Linked DNA regions of Homo sapiens: region 1 is linked to region 2. A link is a contact called in ENCODE Hi-C data. All regions are on one chromosome and are shown on one strand. Each heading gives the region's core, a stretch centred on a gene start or an enhancer-like site at or near the end of the contact. The rest is flanking DNA. Distances are from core to core; before and after follow the strand shown.

Evidence for each region. A loop is a pair of places that touch in the nucleus more often than their neighbours do. Pooled maps may share reads with other maps.
Region 1: a map with no recorded cell type shows a loop between it and region 2 (15-fold over the local background). The contact joins two enhancer-like sites. A Hi-C loop is called at or near these places in 2 of 37 single-sample maps with no recorded cell type and 2 of 50 pooled maps.

Annotation. Positions count from the first base shown.
Region 1 is chr12:77,844,676-77,849,700 of GRCh38, reverse strand. All of the region lies in intron 1 of NAV3 (neuron navigator 3), which reads right to left. Among named protein-coding and RNA genes, the nearest start is that of NAV3, 16 kb to the right of the region's middle. Within about 2 kb of position 2,565, at least 8 of the 41 ENCODE cell types and tissues checked have a DNase peak (open chromatin) inside an H3K27ac peak, as active enhancers do.
Region 2 is chr12:76,155,194-76,160,779 of GRCh38, reverse strand. No RefSeq gene overlaps it. Among named protein-coding and RNA genes, the nearest start is that of NAP1L1, 73 kb to the right of the region's middle. Within about 2 kb of position 1,904, at least 10 of the 41 ENCODE cell types and tissues checked have a DNase peak (open chromatin) inside an H3K27ac peak, as active enhancers do.

The DNA of each region.
Region 1 (5,025 bases), core at 1,316-3,815, 1.7 Mb before region 2:
GCTTCTAATTTTGAGTTTTCTTTTCAGATTTTAGAATCTTTGCATATACATAATGAGGTATCTTGGGGATGGAAACTAAGTCTAAACAAGAAATTTATGTTTCATATACACTCTACGTTTAGCCTAAAGGTAATTTTTTCAGCAAATAATTTTGTGCATGAAACAAAGTTTTGACTGTGTTTTGACTACAACCCATCACCTGAAATCAGGTATGGAATTTTCCATGTGTGGTGTCATGTTGGCACCCAAAAAGTTTCAGATTTTGGAGAATTTCAGATTTTGAATTTTTGGATTATAAATACTCAACCTGCATAGAAATAGCATAGCTGGCATTTCTATCCAATAAATCATGAACAGTCTCTAGGATGGCTCTTTTTGCGATATAGACATGAAGTAAATCATGAGTCAAAGTAATACAATCATAAAAATAATTATTTTTTATTCAACACATATGTTTAAATCACTATTACATACAACACATTGTGTTTGGGAAGCTCAAGAGATATAAACATGAATCAAATCGGTTTCTCATTAAAGAAAGTTTAAAGAAATTTAATTAGAGTTTAAATAAATTTAATTTTAATTACATTGGGGGAAGCTTGAATGATTGCCAAGATTATGGCTATGCTCAGGAAGATTAGTTTGCCAACAATGTCTATGAAGGATTAGCCACCAAAATAAAAGAAAACATCACTATTATGCAGTAATTCCCAAAAGACTCAAAAGCTATGAACTATAAACTTTGACTGACTGGTAAACACAGCACATATCTCTTTCAAGTACATATGAAATTGCATGGAATCATATTGAAAATATTGATTTTTTTTAATCCTCATTAGGAGATTTCTCTGCTTTCACCTGGGTTTCTTCCTCCAAAAATAAAGAGCAATCATGAAATTTAAATCATTCAGTGTTCCAGTTCCTATGGCAAATGTAGCATATATCTTGTTCAACAGATAATAAGGCAGTTAACTCTTTATCCTGTATGCCACTGCCAGGATGGATAAACTGTTCCAAAGTTTAGTAAACTATGTGCTGTATTAAAAATGATATGAGCACATTATTCAATATTTGTAGTGGAGGATAAAGTTCCTGTGTGTCTCCAACTTGACTATATCCAGCAGAGAAAAGGTTTTGATTTATTTGGAGTAAAACACTTGGAATACAATAGAAGGGAGCAAGGACTTCTCATAGATTTTTCCCATTAAGCATTTTTGGGCAAGCCTTAGAAGTTACTCTGCAGGATGGATCTTATATTCATTCAGTGGCCTAGCTTTACAGCTAGTAGCAAAATTCATTGCCTTAACCCAGAGCAGTCTTGTTATTTTAACATGGCTGTTTCTATTTATAAAGTTACACAATCCAGTTGGTTCATTCTTCCTCCCTGTCTGAGACACAGTTTACAAAAAGAAACCACAGTCATTACAAAAATACATTGCCAGGAAATCCAAGTGTTGTTTTCTAGTGGAAACTGAAAGATCCACACCTTGACTTATGTCTTACTCATCCTAAATCACATCTTTGCAGCACTTTCTCCTGGCTAAAGAATGTGCTCTGAAGTTTTACTACGTTCATTAGAAGGCCATCTTTTATATTCTGACTATTCTTGTTGTGGTTTTATAGGTGTTCTGTAAATAAAAGTCTGCTGTACAACAGGAAGCACCCTCTGCCAAGTCTTTTGGAGAGAGTAGCAACACATCCACAAGAGAATCCAGGTGGCAAGACATTTGAACAAAAGGTTTACACAACAGCATTCAAAAGAAGAAAGTAAAAGACAAGACAGACATAGGAACTCATTCTAACTCTCCTTTCAGCCTCCTGGCAGCTGCACCAGCTGGATGTTCATACAGGTCAACATCGTGATAGAGTGCTATATATGGGAACTTTCCTCTGAAGGCTAAAACAAGCTACACATGCAGAGAACAAACACGGGGCTAAGACATCAGAGACTTTCTTGCAAGTCCTTGAAATATGAAATTTAATTAAAATTTAACTACCATTTGATCAAGGCTACAGAAGAGAAAGAAAAATAGTGGTGTTTGTAATACTTTGTGTAGCATCTTTGCTCATGCAGAATGAATGAGAAAATGTTATACAGAATTAATTGTAGATAAAGTCAGCACCTGGGGCACTCTCCATTTATTCTTCCTAGAAGGACTTCTTGCCTGTTGGATCCTCTGCCCTGTTGCTTTCAGTTGGATTTCATCTTCCCACCCTTTTCATTTTCTCAGCTTGATTCACATAGATCATACATAAGAGCTAAAGAAAATGTGTTTAGTGCCTGAGGGAATTCATTTTCTGCCTGGGATAACTAGACAAAATGTGATGCAATTCCTCCCCTGAATTTAAAATGTTTTGTTATCTTGAAGGCAATTTTCCTCATCCAATAAAAACAGAGAAGGAAAACGGGTGACCTTTAAAAACATATTTTTGAAATCGAAGATTCTCACACACAGAAATGCCTCTGATAATTTTGGGTGTAGACAGATGCTCTCTTCCTCTTTGTACTCCCCACACATTCTGTCAATGGCCTATTGTTAAAGTGTGGACTTTCTCCTAGACCACATCCTGTCTGTCTTACAGAGGAGAAGCATACTGTTGAAGTGAAAAGAAAGTCTTGATATCTGTGTGTAGTCTCTGAAGGTATAGAAAAAACAAATTCACTGCAGTACCTCAAGATATCATTATATTCAACTCAGGGCCCGTAAGATTTAGGTTGGAAATTTCCTGATGATGAACTCATGGAACTAAGACATGTTTGTTTTATTGACAAATCAAAGCTTTTTTCATAAAAGGAAAGTGTATTATTTTCATTGCCAACACTGGTTAAAAATGGTAGGAAAAAGGGATGAAGAGCAAATGTATATATTTGAACCTCATTGAAAAAAAATCATTCTCCTTTGAATAAAACCTCTGAAGAAGCTACTTCTAATTTGAAAAATTCCTGTTAAAGAAAGGACATTTCCCATTAAATCTGAAATAGATAATTGACAGCATCTAACAACGAATCCTTAATTTAACAAGGCAATAATATATTTAAAAATTGATAAATATGAGATCTCCAACTACTATAAAATTAGAACTAATAATTAGACTATTATAGAAAACTAGAATGAAATCAAGGAGAAAATCAAGGAAATTGGACTCATAACTCGAGTAACCAATCATCCCAGTTTGCCTGGGACTGAAGAATCTCCAAAACAAGACACTGCGCACTAAAATCAGCACAGTCTGAAGATAACCAGTACAGTTGGTCAGCCTATGTGATAACTCATTTATTCTTCCAACATTTTCGTATTTATCCTTCAAGAGATTTTTCTATTAGAATTATCTTCCTGCATATATTATCCTCACTATTTCTAAATACATTGCATTCATTCATTATGCAAACACAAAATGAATTAACTTTTAGAGAATAAACTCCTGACAGTGGATTCTCAGATAGTTCATACCTAAAGCAATAAACACAAAATCTGAATCTCTATTAATAGATTTTAATGGAGGAGGATCTGAAATTACAGACACTTTGTCATTTAGTATTGGATGTGTTTTTGGTTTTGGTGCTTATCAACTCTTGAGTGAATTCATTTCTCAGCTACATAAGCCTATCCCTTTCCTCTCCAATCTTCGTTCATCCGGAATTGGAGATATGACTCAGAGATCAGTAATCTTTATGTGCTTTTTGGAGTGCACTGCATTGTAAAGCTAGTATTTTGGTACACTTAATGTTTAAAGAATTAAACTAATCAGCCAGGCCCAGTGGCTCAAGCCTGTAATCCCAGCACTTTGGGAGGTTGAGGTGGGCAGATCACCTGATGTCAGGGGTTCGAGACCAGCCTGAGCAACATGGAGACACCCCGTCTCTACTAAAACTACAAAATTAGCTGGGCATGGTGGCATGTGCCTGTAATCCCCGCTACTTGGGAGGCTGAGGCAGGAGAATCACTTGAACCCAGGAGGCGGATGTTGCAGGGAGCCAAGATCGTGACATTGCACTCCAGTCTGGGCAACAAGAGTGAAACTCCATCTCAAAAAAAAAAAAAAAAAAAGTATTAGCCTAATCAAACTTAATGAAAATATGAAAAAATAGAAAACCTCTAAAAGATATCACTAATATCCAAAACTTCAATAGATGAGAAAATTTCTGTCTATTCCACATTGGTTTTTTAATTGACTTAAACATAGGAGGAAAAAACATTCAACAATGGTGAAGTAAAGCGTGATGATTTGTAGATATGCTTCTTTCTGCAATAAAATAAATAAAGTACTTGGGTTCTTTTAAGTGTTGTAGCAAAAATCTGAAATAAAGTCATTCAATATTAGGATGTTATAGGTTCTTAGTCAAAGTCCAAGAGCACATGGTCCTCTCTTCTAAAGGCAGTGCCAGACTGCACTGAGCCCCAATCTAAGCACAAACCCATCTGAGCTCTATCCCATAAATCACTACTAAGATTGTTTTTCTTCAAAACAAGACTGCCTGAATTTGGGAAGTGTATTTGTATTCCACAAGATTCCTTTTATTAAAATAGATGGATCCAGGAGCTATTGAATATCATATATATATATACACACATATACATATTTATACAAAACTGTGTGTAAATTTTTCTCGTTAGTTCTATGCTTATTGATATTCTAAAAAAAGAATAGCCTGTGCTAAAAATTGTGTGTTTGTAGGTCTCATTTGCTTCCAAAAATGATAGGTAATGTCTTAACGTTATTATGATGCTATAACAGTACGCTTTTATTTCTGGCTACAATTAAGTGAGGTTGCTATTCTTGTCCTAATCCCAAAGTCGAGAAAATTGAGTAAAAACATGCAAGATGACACAGTTGGAGTAAAGGACTCCAATTCAGGCCACCTGACTAGAAGTTTAGTGATTTCATATTAACTACTGCTGCTGTAATGCTGTATGCAACATATACTCTACATATTTAGACTACAGGATGAATAAGTATGCCCATGTATCATATGTAGGTATATGTATATGACTATATTCTTTCTGCCCAACGAAAAAATATTTA
Region 2 (5,586 bases), core at 655-3,154:
CCATTGAGCAAAAGAAGCCCAACAAACAAAAAACATATACTGGATGATTACATTTGTGCAAAGTTCCAAAACAGGCAAAAATATAATCTAGTGTGAGAAGTATGCATATGCTTACCTTTGGAGGGAAGGTAATAACTAAAAATATGCTCAAGGAAGACTTCTAGGCCATTGGTAAAATACTGTTTTTTTATCCAGGTGCTGGTTGCACAGGTAAGTTATTTTTGTAGAAAGTAATCAATCTGTACACTGGATTTGTGTGTGAATTTTTGTGTATGTATGTTATACTTCAGTAAAAACTTTACTAAAAAAAAGGCAAGGCCCAATGAGCTTGATTGAAGTGGGTATTTGTTCTGTGGCCTCAGGAATAGAGAGAACCAAAGTGTCTATAGACACATATATTGAAAACAAAACAAAAAACAAAGAAATTTACTAAACATCAACAAAGGTTATTACTGGATAATTGGATCAAGGGTAATTTTTTTTTTCTGTTTTCCAGCACTTTCCAAATCCTCTTCCAGGAGTCTGGTATTAGTCCTGCCATCTGGGTGTTAGGGGAAAGCAGAATCCTGGAGGATATTGTTTTGTCCTCAAGGCTTTGAATAGAACTGTCTATGCTCATCACATGCTTCCTTCTTGGAAGCACAGATTTCATTCAAGCTCTCTACATGTCTTCTAAGATTGCTTGGCAGACAGTTTAGGGATAACTTTATTTGAATTTATATGCCTTTGGAAAATTATAGGAAATAGATATTAAGCTCCAAGGAAGTAGCATAGGAAATCATAAGAGGCTTCCTGAGGGAGGTGACATTTAATCTGAGTGTCAAAGGGTGAACAGCAATTTGTGAAGTGTAGTAGGAGGAGGGGGATGAAGGATGGAAGGATCGTTGTAGACCAAGGAGACAGCACATGCAAGACATGAAAGAGAATGACGTGTTTGTGGACCAGAAAAGAATTTGGTATCATTTAGGAAGAATGGAGGGACAGGAGACGGGAAAGGAGTTAAAGCTCCAATGTTTGTAACTTTGTCCCATGCTATACACTGTGTTTGTAGATACAATATAACAGATGCCAAACATTGTTCATTGCATCAGACCATAAAAATGTATAATACAGTCTTAAAGTTTTAAATGGCCTTTTTAAAATATGCTTTACAGCAACAGCTTAATTAAAAAGATAATGGTGCCTATGTTACATACTGGAAGTCGGGAAGTAATCAACTTGAAATAAACCAGTCTTTGTAGAATTATCTCAAATTTTAAATTATTTCAGTATATCAAAATCCAAGCATGGATATAACATGTGTTATGCCAACTGCAGAGGACTCTCAAAACCTCTTCCCTTAAAATTATAGAATAGCTTGGTGCCAACATTAGCATCCCCACTGCGATGAATTTACAAGGAGATGAAGTTACATTTGGGGATATCGATATTATAAGGACACCTATCAATCTGATGAATAGCTACAGACAATGTCTGTAGCCTGTCATAGAACAGCCCTCTGGTTTGCCAAAGAACCACTTAAAATGCATAAATGCATTCTTTGTGCTAATGGAACAGATCTCTTTCGTGGTTTCAAAGGAGAAGAGAGAAGAAACAGAGAGTGGATGGTTCTTGTTTCACTTACGGCTTCCAAACCAAGACTACCAAATGAGAAAGACAGCTTGCTCTCTGAGCAGCACCAAGCCAGAAAGGAAGGTTCAGACCACTACCCACTCTCCCTTCTCACTTCTAAATTACACCATGAAAGTGGAGACAATGAGGTGTGCATTCCAACGCACAGGCCTGTGGTTGGCTCTGGGTATGAATTCAGCAGTGTAGACTGCGGCTGTGTTCAGTGGGTCACCACACTCCCATAACTGACCACTAGTAGGCGTGAAAACTGAGGCAACCCAAGATCCTGTGGTGGAACAGTTAGTTGCTGCTTTCAGATTCAGTTTCTGGCTAGAATGTCACAGCATGAATCACCTTGGAGCAGATTCCTGATGGCACGAGAGCTATAAATTGAATGGTACGACACTTCGTGGCTTTCACTGGCTCTGACATTAGCAGAAACAGCTGAGTAATCAGACAAAAGGCAGTGGAAGAGGAAAACGGAAGAGAATTAATATTGAGCAGCTTCCCTCTTCTGGGCATAAACTAAGAGTCTTCACATGCGTTATGGAGACAGCGTGGTTCTTACAATTTTGCATCTACCTCTTGCTAGCTATGTACACTTGGACAAGCTCCTTAACCTCTGTGAACCACAGTTTCCTCATATCTACCTCCTGAGGTTGTGTTGGGAGAAAAAGAGAATCCATGTTTACATGACACATATATATGGTATATATTACATAGAGTATGTATACACAACATAGTATATATAATATATACACATTATATATATATACACATACTATATATGATATATATAGTACACAACCTAAAACCTATATATAAATATACACACACACACACACATCATGTTGGTTTCTCCATAATTGTGTGAGCCAATTCATTAAAATAAATCTCTCTCTAGTATATAATACATGTATTTAATGAACAAGTTCCTTAACTATATATAGAATATATTTTTATTAGGTTCCTCATATTTTATATATATAGAGAGAGAGAAAGAGAGAGAGAGAGAGAAAGAGATGGAGAGAGATCTATTTTAAGAAATTGGCTCACACAATTGTGGAGGCTAGAAAATCCAAAATCTGCAGGGTAGGCTGACAGGCTGGAGACCTAGGAAAGAGTTGTTGCAGTTGCGAGTCCGAATGCAGTCTAGCAGCAGATTCCCTTCTTCCTCGAGAGACCGCAGTCTTTTTCTACTAAGGCCTTTCCACTGATTGGATGAGGCCCACTGACATAATAGAGGGAATGGAGGGGGAATCTGCTTTACTCAAAGTTTGCTGATTTTGTGTGTGTGTGTGTGTGTGTGTGGTGGAGTCTCGCTCTGTCACCCAGGCTGGAGTGCAGTGATGTGATCTTGGCTCACTGCAGCCTCCGCCTCTCAGGTTCAAGCAATCTCCCACCTCAGCCTCCCAAGTAGCTGAGGCTAAGGGAGCCCACCAGTCTGGCTAATTTTTTAATTTTTTGTAGAGATGGGATCTCACTTTGTTGCCCAGACTTGTCTCGAATTCCTGGCCTCAACCAATTCTCTCACTTCGGCCTCCTTAAGTGCTGGGATTACAAACATGAGCCACTGTGCCTGGCCTAGATTCAGTATAATTTTAAAACCCACTGGGATTTGATGCATAGAGCACTTTAATCCAAAGAGTGAAAGTTGTTGGTTCTTACTACCTTTAGCTATAAAATAAGAAGCTGTTGGAACTGGAAACATACTTTAGAAATCCTTAATTTATCTTTGTCTCCCACCATTTATTTCACAGACAAGGAAACAGGAGCCCAAAGTTTAATCCAGAAAAGAGAATCAATAACTGGGCCAGAACCTGAACACAAATCTCCCAACACTAGTCCTTTGCCCCATGGTTATTTTTTCTTCTTGATCTACAAATAGAAACATAAACCGGATGTTGTACATCATCACAAAATAAACTAGAAACCATTGCATACACTAGAGTACTGTTCATCTGAGTAACATTCGGGCTACCTTGTAACATAGAATTGCCCAACATGCAGTTGCCGAGTTTATGGACAGAATAATCTGGGCTCACACTACAGTGCTCATTCCACACTTGAGCATCATAGAACAGTCCTTACCCAGTGTCCAAAGGCCTTCATTATCCCATTTTTGGTGTTTAGTGCCAATTCTTGTTAGCTGGAGGCAAATTACCTACAGATCCAGCAAAGAAAGAAGCCCATTTGGCAACTATTCACCCTTGTCAGATTTGAAGCTGTTCTGGGAAGGCATTTTAATTAGACAGTGGGTGAGCTGCCACATTTAGAAGCAGCTCTTAAATGGAAGCAGAGAATTTCAGGACCAACTGAAGTTCTTGGTGCTTGTGTTGCTTTACCACTTAAAAGACAACCAGTGGATTCTTCTCTAGTACTCCTTTAGTACTGCAGGCTTTGTAAGATTTGGAATGGTTGAATGACTTCTTAAGGCTCATTCCTTAATTCTCATTGCACCTCTGAGTGCGTGGTTTGCAGGCAGAACATGAATCCTTTGATCATTGTCTAATTAACTCAAGCTATGTACCAGATAAATGGTGACTGTTTTGATGATTATATTCAGTTTTTCCAGAAGTGCTCATTTCAGTGAAGGCCTTTACAATTCATGAATATTAAGTGGGGTTTTTGTGTACAATTAAAGCAATAAATCAATCATCACTGCAATGTTCCATATTTATTATCTTCTTGCTTACAAAAAAACTGAGCAGTAACTCACTTGAACTTCAGTGTCTCCATTTTATAGGGAGGAAAGAGCAACAGAAAAATATTATGTCACCCAGCTTGTGAGAGGCAAAGTAAGAACTCTAAGCCAGAACCCAGATCATATTGTAGCAATCATTCAAAAAAGAAATGACAGTTTTCATCTTCTGATTTGTGCTATACATTTTGGCAATATCCTTAATATCTTGTGAGTGAGAATCTACTAAAAGGAAGTTGCCCAGCTTAGATATGAAGAAGTGGAACATGGCATGCTATAGAACAAAGTACATTGGACTAGAGATTGAGATTTGAGTTCCGCCCTCAGCTCAACAAATGACAACTGCTGTGACCTTGAGCAAGTCACCACATTTTGCTGGGCCTCCAGTTCCTCATCTACAAAATGATGTCTTAGCATTAGGAAACTTTCATCACAAGAAACATTTTGCAAAATCCCAATGTGTAAAACAGATAACAGATAAGAGAGCTCTGGTGGAGGAGGGGCCGAGGGGCCCAAGACCTAACTTTTTTTTTTTTTTTTTTTTTTGAGACAGAGTCTTGCTCTGTTGCCCAGGCTGGATTGCAGTGGCGTGATCTCTAGTCACTGAAACCTCCACATCCCGGGTTCATGTGATTCTCCTGCCTCAGCCTCCCGAGAAGCTGGGATTACAAGCATGTGCCACCACGCCCAGCTAATTTTTGTATTTTTAGTAGAGATGGGGTTTCGCTATGTTGACCAGGCTGCTCTCAATCTCCTGACCTCAGGTGATCCACCCACCTTGGTCTCCCAAAGTGCTGGGATTACAGGAGTGAGCCACCATGCCTTGTCCTGGGCCTAACTTTTTGGTCTTGCTTTTCCACTTGGAATCAATAGTGGCCAAGGCCCCTTTATAAGCTTAGGGCACTGAACCACATTACTATAAATTCCCTCTCAATGTTTATGTTTTAACAGTTATTTCCTTTCTCCTAGGCTTTTCCAAAATGTGAGGCATATGGAAAATTCAGGCAACACCCTGTTACTTATTCATCACTTAAGCCATGTTTTGGCTCAGAAGATACCAAGCAAAGCTGAATATTACTGTATTTCAGAAAGGGGAGTATTTCTTCAGTGCTCATCTTGGGGGTCTTCATAAAAAATGATTGACAGCTGACAGCTAATGTCTATTTTCACTTCATTGCCTTATGGGAAGAGATAACCATGAGCAGGCCATTTGGGAAAGTGAGGAATATTATCTAAGAATCATGATCCACAGAACCTGTTCACGGGTGAGGAGA